Regions from separate parts of the Homo sapiens genome. Here region 1 is linked to region 2. Evidence: chromatin contacts called from ENCODE Hi-C data. All regions are on one chromosome and are shown on one strand. The core of a region is the stretch at or near the end of the contact, and the rest is flanking DNA. Distances in the headings are between cores, read along the strand shown.

Region 1 (5,456 bases), core at 855-3,354, 2.1 Mb before region 2:
GTTCCGAATGTGCCCCTCCAGTTGGGCTCATGACGTCCTCTGTCTCAGCCAGATCAGCCTCCTTTCCTCCACTCCTTGTTCCCCTGCCACCTCGCTGCTGCTCCTTCTGGAGGCCTGGGGCTCAGTGTGTGGCCCTCCCCTCTGTCCCACAGCCTCCCCGGGGGACCTCAAGCAGCCTCAAGCGCTGAGCTCCAGACTCGACTCCCACTTCTAAACCCTGACCTGACACCTCCCTTAGAGGTTGAAAAGGCTGCTCAGATGTAACAGGTCCAAAGCAAACTCATGGCATCCTCCCCAGCATAGCTCTCCCATCTCGCCGCTGCAGGATTTAGTCTCAGCCGTAAGCAACCCCATTCCTCTGGTTGCTTTGGCCCAAACTCTGCGAATGTGACACCCTCTGCCTCCACCCAGACTCAGCCGACCCCTCCACCAGCACTGCCTCTCACCCCTCCCCGGAGTCCCTCCAGCTTGTGGAAGGAGGCGGCGGCCCCTCCCAGGTCCCCTGCTTCCCCTCCTGCCCCTCCTACTCTGCAACTAGAAGGGCAGAGCTGCATCCTTGCACCGATCCTTCCGTGGCCACCCCCCCATTCAGCATCAAAGTCTGAGTCTGCGGCCCAGGTTGTGAGGCCCCCTGGGTCTCGCTCGGGCTCTCAGCTTTTCTTCCCTCCCACGCTTCCCCCAGCTTGCTCCGCTCCCACCAGGTCCGGCTCCTTGCTGTTCCTCCAGCGTGCTCAGCACCCTTCTGCCCCAGGGCCTTTGCATGTGTGCCTCCTCCCTCACCTCCTTCTCCATTCGGGTCACCTTCTCAAAGACCTCCCCACCCTCCTCTGTACGGCAGCCCTGCTGGCACCTGCTTCCGTGTCCGGCTTCATTGCTTTTCATAGCACGCGGTGGCTGCTTTACGCGTTGGTTTGTTTGGGGTCTGCCCAAATGCAGGCCAGGGACACTGGGGGCTCGGTTTTGTTCTTGATTTGTCTCCAGGGCTTGGCACAGAGCAGAAGCCAGGAAACGTGGGTGATGGAAGGAAACATGAACAGGGAGACGCAGGACGTGAGGAAAAGGGAGCAGACGCCTTGGCCAGGGGCCCTCTGGGGAGAATCCTCTCATCTGGGGTTAACCATTGTTAGCAGCAAAACCTTTTAAACAAAATCTTACACAGAACCCCACAATACAGTTATCTATTTATTTTGAGACAAGGTCTCGCTCTGTCATCCAGGCTGGAGTGCAGTGGCAGAGTCACGGCTCACTGCAGCCTCAAGCTCCCAGGCTCAAGCCATCCTCCACCTTAGCCCCTCAAGTAGCTGGGACTACAGGTGTGCACCACCATGCCCGGCTTTTTTCTTTTTTTTAAGAGATGGGCTCTCGCTATGTTGCCCAGGCTCGCCCACTCCCTTGTTTTGTTTTGGTCACACAGTTCAGAGAAAATCTTGACATGTGTAAAAATTAGGAATAGGAACAAAAAAAAAAATCAGGTATCCTGTTCAATGAAGCAAAAAAGTCATATGATTTCATTTCCAAACCGTGAAGCTGCATTCGACTGGAACATCCTAAAAGGTAGCACACAACACATCTGACTTTGAGTGGATGTTTTGCTGCATTTTCTAAGCGTTCCAATATCATATTAAAAAGTCGAGGCTGGCTTGCAGACCCTCTGAAGCCCCAGGTGGGGTTGCCAAGTAAAAGAACCCCGGAATAGTTTTTTACGTCTAAGAATGTCTTGTTAAATTTGTATTTCAGGCATGGCACAGACCTAGGCTGAAAAACCGACTCACTGTTTGTCTGAAATTCACGTTGAACCTGGCGTCGTGCACTTCCATTTGCTAAATGTGGCCACCTGGCCCTGTTCAGGGAAGGGGTTTGGGGAACGCGCGGCGGGGTGGGGCGGGGCCTGGGCGGAGCCTGCCGCGCCTGGGCGGGGAGATGGCGTCATCAGACTCTTGGGGGCGGGGCTGCCACGCATGGGCGGGGGCGGGGGCGGGGAGAGAGGGCGGGGTCAGACGTGAGGGGGCGGGGCGGAACAGAACTGGGCGCGCGGGGGCGGGGCCGGGCGCGCCGGCGCACGTGACGGTGGTTGCCAGGGTGAAAGTTCAGCGCGCCGGCGGCACTTCCAACATGGCGGCGGCCGGGGCGGCGGTGGCGCGCAGCCCGGGAATCGGAGCGGGACCTGCGCTGAGAGCCCGGCGCTCGCCCCCGCCGCGGGCCGCACGGCTGCCGCGGCTGCTAGTGCTGCTAGCGGCGGCGGCGGTGGGGCCGGGCGCGGGCGGTGCGGCGCGGCTGTACCGCGCGGGCGAGGACGCCGTGTGGGTGCTGGACAGCGGCAGCGTGCGCGGGGCCACCGCCAACAGCTCGGCCGCGTGGCTCGTGCAGTTCTACTCGTCGTGGTGTGGCCACTGCATCGGCTACGCGCCCACTTGGCGGGCCCTGGCTGGGGATGTGCGAGGTGAGGCGCGCCCCCGCGCGGGGACCCCCCGACCCCCGGGACCGCGGCCTTCCGGGACCCCTTGCGACCGCCCCAGAAGGCGGGTCCCGGGGCCCCTCCCCCGTATTTCTTTCCTTACCGCAGAGCCAGTCCCTGCCCCACAGAGGCACCCGACTCGGACCAACCCTGGCCTTTCCAGGGGCGGGAGACTAAGCCAGCTGCTCCCCATGTCTCTCCCAGTTAATCCCCGTTAGATCCTGACGAGTTGGGCTGTCTGAAGTCAAAATGAAACCATTCTCCCGCAGCCCTCACCGCACGCTTGGGGATAGGGAAGCCCTCCCGTATCCCAGCTCTCAAAATACCTATGTTTTGAGCCCCAAGAACTTCATTGACCTTCCAGGCCTCCTACCCTACCTGTTTCCTAGCGTCCACACACCCCATCCCCAGTGCCCAGAATTCCTGTTCTCTGAGGATCCCTCATTCCTATTCCACACTCGTAGCCACCCCATTCCCTTTGAACCTTCATCATTAACTTTCTGGTTCGGATCGCTGGCCATATAGTGGGTGCTCAAAGTGAACCCACAACTTAGAAGTCCAAATACTCTGGAGACTTCTCTATAATACCCCAAAACAACCTATAAAGCAATTTTTTTAACTCTACAAAGAATTTCATTGGTGGGCTCCTTGATCACAGATGCACAGCCTTTGAGAAATCTTTCACCAAACTGCTGGTAGTGTTCCGCACTTTATTGTTTAGTGCTTTCATCTGGTCGCACGTTGTTAACCAGTCACGAAGTTACTCGCCTGCTCTACAGGTTAGAGTTGGCGTGGGAGGGGGCATTCACAACACCCTTCCCTTAAAATGGTATTTAAATCACTGAAGTAGGAGGTCCTCCCGACCCAGTGAGGTTTGGCAGGACTTCCTGTGTTGTGCTAACCTCAAATTACATGTTTCAGTGGGCAAGATCTGTAACAAATTGCTACTCTTTCTTCCTGCACCTTTGTTTTTATGCCTTACACCCAATCCTGCTGTATTTTTCTCATCGCAAACAGATTTGTAAAGAAACTTTTTTTCAAGTCTAAGTAGGGCTTTTGTATGTTACTGTAAATGGTTATCTTTAAAATGCATTCTCCTCTTAGAGAGCTGGGGCCTTTTGATTCTAATGGATTCCTCCTCTTTGATCTCATGTTTTCTTATGTCCCTGTTGACCTGACTCAGAACTGAGGTCAGAGACTGGAAGAGATGGACAGAAAAACTGTTCAGTGGGGTTTTTAGACACTGCTTTTAGGAAAACAAACAAGTAATTCAATCACGTAGGGAACCCTTCAGTTCTTGTGTGTTATTCAGTGGCAGAAACAGATATGTTCATTAAAATGCAGGTGGCCCTGGCAGGACTTGGTCACTTTTTTTGTGGGTTTTGGTTTTGATTTTTTTTTTTCAGTTGAGTCGCTGAAGTCTAAAGATCGTACCAGATTCAAATATTGCAAATTCTGTAACCGAAGCAGCACATAGGCAGCCTTGAGAACTGTCCCTGGAGCTCAGAAGGAAGGCCCCTCCTGAGAGCCACACAGTAACGTCCATACCCAGTGGTGTGATGAACTCAACTCAGTAAGCCTCCTTTAGTGAGGCTGACTGTCTTCCCAGTCACGACAGGAAGAACAGGCTTGTGCCTGAGACTGAGACTGGAGGAGGATATGGCTGAAAGTGAAAGACAGCGGTGACCTGACCAGGCAGCAGGGAGAGGGCTTCAGGGAGCCCAGGCAGAGGGTCCTGTTGGCTAAAAAGCCAAACTATAAAATACTGAAAGAGGTTTGTTCTGAGCCAATAAGTGTAGTGGCCATGGCCAGGGGAACAGTGTCAAGAGGTCCTAAGAAAGTGTGCTCTAGGCAGTCACGTTAATTTGATTTTATACATTTTAGGGAGACAGAAGTTATAGGCAGAGAGACATAAATCAGTACATGTAAGGTATAGGAAGGGGTAGGTTTACAGATCATAGGTGGATTCTGACTGGCAATTGATTGAAAGAGTTAAGCTTTGTCTAAAGACTTGAAGTCAGCAAAGAGAAATGCTTGAGTTAAGCTAAAGGGGCTGTGGAGGCCAAGGTTAAGTAGATGAAGCCTCACAGGCAGCAGCCTTGGGGAGAATAGAGGGTAAATGTCTCTTTTCAGACCTGAATGCTGTCAGACTCGTTAAATGTCTCCTAGATCCAGGAAAGACCTAGAAAGGGAGGGAGATTCTCTACAGATGCAAATTTCCCTCACAAAAGACAGCTTTGCAGGACCATTTCAAATATGTCAGGGAAATAAATGTATTTGGGGGTGAAATATTTTGATTTCCTGCAGGGTGTGCTATTTGTCATGTGGTGCTGTACCCGAGTCAGGCTGGAGTTTGGTGTCGTTGCTGCTGAGGCTGTGCTGTCTGTCTGTGATCTCTGTTTCATCACGCTGGTCAGCTCTGCCTAAACTCCAAAGGGAGGTGATGTAACCAGGCGTGTCTGACCTCCCTTGCCGTCAGGGCCTGGAATTTCTTTCCTCAGGTTGCCCTGGGGTCTCCTTGGCCAAGAGGGGGTTCAATTCAGTCAGTTAGGGGACTCAGGATTTTATTTTTGGTTTACAGTCCTGAGAGCCAAGCTGTGCCCATGAGGCTTGTGGGAGGTAGAGTCCGGGTAGAAAGGGATGAAAGGCCCTTGGCACTGAGGAGTCCCCGGAGCTGTTCTAAGGCTGGGACTCTCAAAGTAGGGCCACTTAGGGCCTTGTTAGAAATGCCTGCTTCTCCACAGCCCCAGCCCAGACCTGCCAGCTCAGAACTGTCTGCTTGGCGCCTGGCTCCCTGTCTGTCATCCCTGCGTGGAGCTGTCCCACAGGGATAGGGCGCCCATTGCCCGTGGCAGTGCAGGGGTCTGGCTGCATGCAGGCATTCCCGTTGTCAACATTCTCATGTTTTCTTATGTCCCTGTTGACCTGACTCAGATCAGTCACCTGTGGCCCTGATCAATCACCTGTGACTTAGGTCATCCTGCTGATCCCCTGGGGGCAC
Region 2 (5,361 bases), core at 1,685-4,184:
AGTAAGCAGCTAGTTTCCTCTACCATGGGAATAGATTCATTACTTCAATACATCTCATAAAAGCACAACAGGTTACTTGGAAAGGAGGGACAGCATTTTTAAAAGGGAAAGCCACTGAGACATGCTTGCAAATACCACTGGCCATCGGAATCCCAGAAGCTAGCACTACCATCAATCTAATGAGTTTACACACTGTAAATTCTAGCTTGGAGCTTGGAACTGAAATCTTGCACAGGCTGATTGTAACACTAACGCGAAATGGAAGGCATTAAAAAGCATGTCTCAAAGTCTTCATCCAAGAGGAAGGCAGAGAAATTACAACACCCACTTTGCAGAGAACAGGTGTGGCCACCGCTCCATTTCACCTGCAGCAAAGATTCCCTGCGCAAAGATGGATCACGCTGCATCTAGGGCCGAGTACAGTACAAGAGAGGGGGAGAGGAGGGGCAGGCCCTGTAGCGCTGCCCAGGGGACAAAGTGCCAGTACAAAACCGGTCCTCGGTAAATGCCAGCTACGTGGTACTTGTCATTAGTGCAACCTAGCCATGCCAATTTAACCCAACTGCTGCATTTTCCTTGGCAGGCTGGACAAATACAGGGAGAGAGAGGAACTAAGGAAATCCAAGCAAAAAGCTGCAAAGTCCACTATAACAGTCCTAGCGTTAGACAGCCAGGCCAGGGCCAGAGCTGAGTGAACTGTGCCCATGCCCTACCCAAGCGAAACACCAGAGGAACAGAAGGCGAAATAGGCAGCTCAGAAGGCCGAGCAGCTCCTGTCAGCATCAACTCACCTGGGTGAGTCTAGACGCCTGGAAACACCCTCAGAGGAGGAACAACAGATAGGCGGTCTTACAAAAAAGGTGTCCAGCCCCTCCCAGCTCAAGCCCAACCTGCCCCAACCTTTGGGCTCAAAAAACATGAACATGTAAAAGAAACAAACAAAACAACCTTAACTTGACTTTTAAGAATATGATGGCTGGGCACAGTGGCTGACGCCTGTAATCTCAGCACTTTGGGAGGCTGAGGTGGGCAGATCACGAGGTCAGGAAGTTCAAGACCAGCCTGACCAGCATGGAGAAACCCCCTCCCTACTAAAAATACAGAAATTAGCCGGGTGTGGTGGTCGGTCCCTGTAATCCCAGCTACTCGGGAGGCTGAGGCAGGAGAATCACTTGAAACCAGAAGGCAGAACCAAGATTGCGCCACTGCACTCCAGCCTGGGCCAAACAGTGAAACTCCGTCGGGGGGTGGCGGGGAATGCAATTTCTTGACCCAACACACCCACCAAGTTTCTACGTCGGTGGGGTCTAGGCTTGGCGTGTTTTTTTTTTGTTTTTGTTTTTTTTTTGAGACACAGTCCAAAGAGTCCAGGTGCACGATCTGGGCTCACTACAACCTCCACCTTCCGGGTTCAAGTAATTCTTGCGCCTCAGCCTCCAGTTTAGCCGGGATTACAGGCGCGTACCACTACGCCCGGCCAATCTTTTGTATTTTTAGTAGAGACGGAGTTTCGCCATGTTGCCCAGGCTAGTCTCGAACTCCTGACCTCAGGCAATCCGCCCGCCTCAGCCTCCCAAAGTGCTAGGATTACAGGCGTGAGCCACCGCGCCGGGCCAAGGCTTGGCATTTTCATGAACACTCAGGTGTCTCTGTGGAACAATCCTTTTGAGAGAACAGGAAGGTTGGAGACTTGATCTTGAGGAAAGCGGGGGCCAAGGTTACGGGAACGGTGATGAATTGGCGGCCCCTAGACCAGATGCTGCCTGGCTCCTCCTAGCAGCCACTGCTTTTCATCCAGGTAAGCCTGACCACCTGAAGCCGAGCAACCAAACCTCAGTGTGCCCTCCTGGACTGCATGCCACAGGCCGATTCCTGAGTCCCTCAGTCCCTGAGGTGGAGCCCAGGAATCTGCCTGTGACATGCAGTCAGAAAAGCATACTGTGTGCAAAGACAGGAATTAATCTGCATCTTAAACACCAGCCGGGTGGCCGGCCCAACAGAGGTGGGGACCTGGCTCTCCCTATCTGAGATCCTGGACAGGCTCCCCGCCTGGGTCCTTCGCTTTCCTGTCTTCCCCACCGGCTAGGACAGCACCTGCCCAGGTCACAGATTAAACTAGCATTTGAGGAGATGGGTAAACGGACCGGGGTGAGTGGAAACTTGCAAGCGAGACAGCAGGGAGTGTCGTTAGCGATGTAACAGGCCGACCTCTGTTTGGTCCGGGAACGTAACCGCTCAAAATGGCTCTCGCAGACCGGCCAGGACAGGTCTGCGGCCCCGCGCGAGGAGGCACGGTGGGCCTACCGTTCAGGACCGAGGACCCGCACCCCAGGACCCCACCTAGCGAGCTGCAGCCTGGCTGCCTCGGGTTGGGGTGAGCGGCGGGAGCGGGCTGGGGGCGTTTCTACGAGGAGGGGAAGCGCACCTCGTCCAGGGACTGAGTGGCTTGGTGGGTCTGGGGTCCTTCCCTGAAGGGGCAGTGGAGGGAGAGGGGCGATGTGAGGCCGGGCACGCTGCCTGCGGGAAAGAGGACCCAGTGCCGGCGCTCTGGCCTTGTCAGCGGTCCGCCGGGGAGGCGGAGGTGGGGGCGCGAGTGGGGGCGGACCGGGTGGAGGGAACTGCGCGCGCGGCCGTCCACCGAGGGGCCGGGGCGGGGGTCCCGGGCGGGGCCGCTGCAGCGGGAGCAGCGCCCGGGGCTGGGCCTGGCCCGAGGCCCGGCGGGGAACACGTGCGGCGGCCGGGTGCGGTTTGGAAGCTTCTGGCGCCGCCCCGCTGCCCGCCTTGTGTTCCCCGGGCCGGGCGGCTGCCCGCTTACCTGCCGGGCCGCGGCGGCGGGGCCGGGCGCTCGGGGCGTCGCGTCGGCCGCCGCCTGGGCGGGAGCGCGGACTCAGCTCGACAAGGCGGCAGCTCGGGCGGGCGCCAGGCGGCGGGGGCGCAGTGCGCGTGCGCGAGGGGAGGGGGCGGTGTCCGGGGGGCGGGGCGAGCTCACAAAGCCGGCCTCTCGGAGGAGCGCTACGGGCAGCGACAGCGGCCAGAATGCCTCGGGCCGGCCCAACGCTTTAAAGGGACAGCACGGGGCGCGCGCTTCCCGCTTAAAAGCTTTAATCCCCGAATTTGACTGGTGCAGGCCCTTCTAATGCACTTCCTAAAAACTGAAGTATAATAATACATACAGGAAAGTGCTAGTGTGCCCTCGCGTTTCCACAGACAGCACGCCCTGTACACAGACACCAGCGGCCCTCCGGGACCTGCGCAGGTGGCGTCGCCCGGCGTTGTCTCCGGAGTCGATTCGGGCCGGGGCACCTCCCCGGGCGACCAGGCCCCTTCTTGATCATCGCTGGTACGGATGAGAGCGGCAGTGGGCATTTGGAAAGCACCTGGGGCCGCGCCCGGGCGCAGTGCCCCCATGTGGCCTCCCACCCCGGGCGGGCAGGACGATTCCTGCCCATCTGGAAGACCAGGAACCTGCGCGTTCACAGGGTTCGGAAGCCCGGGCTGCGCCTTCCCGCGGGGCCGGCTGCCGGGCTGGGGGCTCTTCCCGCCTCTGCATGCACAGAGCCCGCGGTGCACGAACCTGCTCCCCGCCAGCCCCGCGGACTGGCAGGGCCGCTCTGGAGTCACCCGCGCCCGCTCCGCAGTGCGCAAACTCACTTCGCAGCGGGCTCTCCCGGGGCCAGCCCTTCCCTCCTGGGCGGGCATTTTCACCTCCAGGTACAAGGGGGTGGTCCCCAGAGGAGGACTCAGGGGCTTAAGGAGAAGCTGAGGCCCGGTCCTCTGGCCTCAACGACTGCACATTCTCGCCGCCTGCTTCACTTCTTAGAGCCTTGGAGGTAGGCATGGCCTCCCTATCCCCTCAGCTAGGCCTGTGGGTAGAATAACATACAGTCCCTTATTCTCCAATTAAAAATGGGAACACAGAATATGACACAGGAACCCATGCAAACAAAGGGATAGAGCATTTGAAATAAAAATGCCAAGGAGGGTGAGGTGAGCGGTTGTCAGAGAGGTGGAACCGGAAGACTGGCAGTTGGTCTGGAGTCCCCTTCCCAGGAAGGACACAGAGAAGGCAAGGTCCCTGTCTGGTCCTTCAGGGCTCCATATGGATTTGTGTGCCCAAGAGGCCGGATCCCTTGGGCCAGGTGCCCTGGAGCATGGAGTGGTGACAGTCACAGGTTAGCAAACCCAGTTCGGATGAAGAAGCGCATCTTTATCTCCGTCCACCTGGCCGCCTGGGCCGGAATCCCGAGCCCGTGACACGCTGCTCTCCTTCCACCCCACCTCAGCTCTCAGATCGTCCACTTCTCTCCCTCCCCACCCCAGCCCTACCTCCCACCTGGGTCTTTTCTAAACCTCCAAACAGAGAAACTCCTAAAAATCCAGCTCTGATCTGTCACTCCCCAGTTTAAAACTCAGAACCAGCTTCCCACTGCCCTCAATTCCCTAATTCCCACTGCTCAATTCGGCTAAAGTGCTTACCAGACCCCGCCTCCTCTTCCAACCTAGCACCGGCTCCCAAACTGCAGTCCTGGTTCCAGCCCCAAAACAAAAATATTTCCAGCCCTTCAGCCCTCCAGGCAAAGCAAGATAAGGGGCGAGACCCCAGAACCCTCAGAACTCAAACCAAGTTCCCAGCTTCCACTTCCAGGTGAATTGGTCTCACCACCTCACCCCACCCCCAGGAGATAGAACCTTCTAGTAAAAATGAGAAAATCCGGCCGGGCGCGGCGGCTCACGCCTGTAATCCCAGCACTTTGGGAGGCTGAGGCGAGTGGATCACCTGAGGTCGGGATCACCTGAGGCTGAGGCTGAGGCAAGGAGAATCGCTGGAACCCAGGAAAGAGGTTGCAGTGAGCCGAGATCGCACCATTGCACTCCAGCCTGGGCAACAAGAGCAAAACTCCGTCTCAAAAAAATAAAAAAGATGTTCAGAGAAACAGTTCCATTTACTAAGTCACTGCTGGTGGCCAAAGCCTAGTTAATGTTCTGAAAATCTCCATCGTGTTTGTTCCTCTTCTGTGATTCTTATTTTCTCTTCTATTTTCACCTGCCATATTTTTTCCTGAGGCTGACAACTGTTTGGTAGGATATAAGAGGATTTAAAACTTAGTAAAGCAAATTACTTGCCTTTGTTAAATTCTCTTCCTTGCTGGCGTTATATGGTTTCAGAATTTTAGCTATGACTGCAGGCAGGGGTGGATTGCAAAAATTGCTGAATGGGGTTAGAGGATTTTCTCTTTTTTTTTTTTTTTTTTTTTTTTGAGACGGAGTTTGCTCTTGTTGCCCAGGCTGGAGTGCAATGGGGTGATCACCACAACCTTGGCCTCCCGAGTTCAAGCAAGTCTCCTGCCTCAGCCTCCCGAG

Evidence for each region. Hi-C counts contacts between places; a loop is a spot of excess contacts on that map. Pooled maps may share reads with other maps.
Region 1: a loop to region 2 is called in a map of CD8-positive, alpha-beta T cell, with 8 times the contacts of the local background. The contact joins the promoter of QSOX2 here to the promoter of WDR5 in region 2. A Hi-C loop is called at or near these places in 2 of 168 maps with a recorded cell type or tissue (CD4-positive, alpha-beta T cell and CD8-positive, alpha-beta T cell) and 4 of 50 pooled maps.

Annotation. Positions count from the first base shown.
Region 1 is chr9:136,242,460-136,247,915 of GRCh38, reverse strand. QSOX2 (quiescin sulfhydryl oxidase 2) reads left to right here and starts at 2,104. Exons shown (of 12, transcript NM_181701.4): 1 at 2,104-2,440. The coding sequence starts at 2,113. RefSeq lists an enhancer at 1-69 and silencers at 1,867-2,136, 2,167-2,576.
Region 2 is chr9:134,133,655-134,139,015 of GRCh38, reverse strand. It overlaps WDR5 (WD repeat domain 5), which reads right to left and starts at 2,934. Exons shown (of 14, transcript NM_017588.3): 1 at 2,816-2,934. It overlaps WDR5-DT (WDR5 divergent transcript), which reads left to right and starts at 3,034. Exons shown (of 2, transcript NR_186420.1): 1 at 3,034-3,830. RefSeq lists enhancers at 1,953-2,877, 3,784-3,893 and silencers at 2,804-2,983, 3,424-3,593.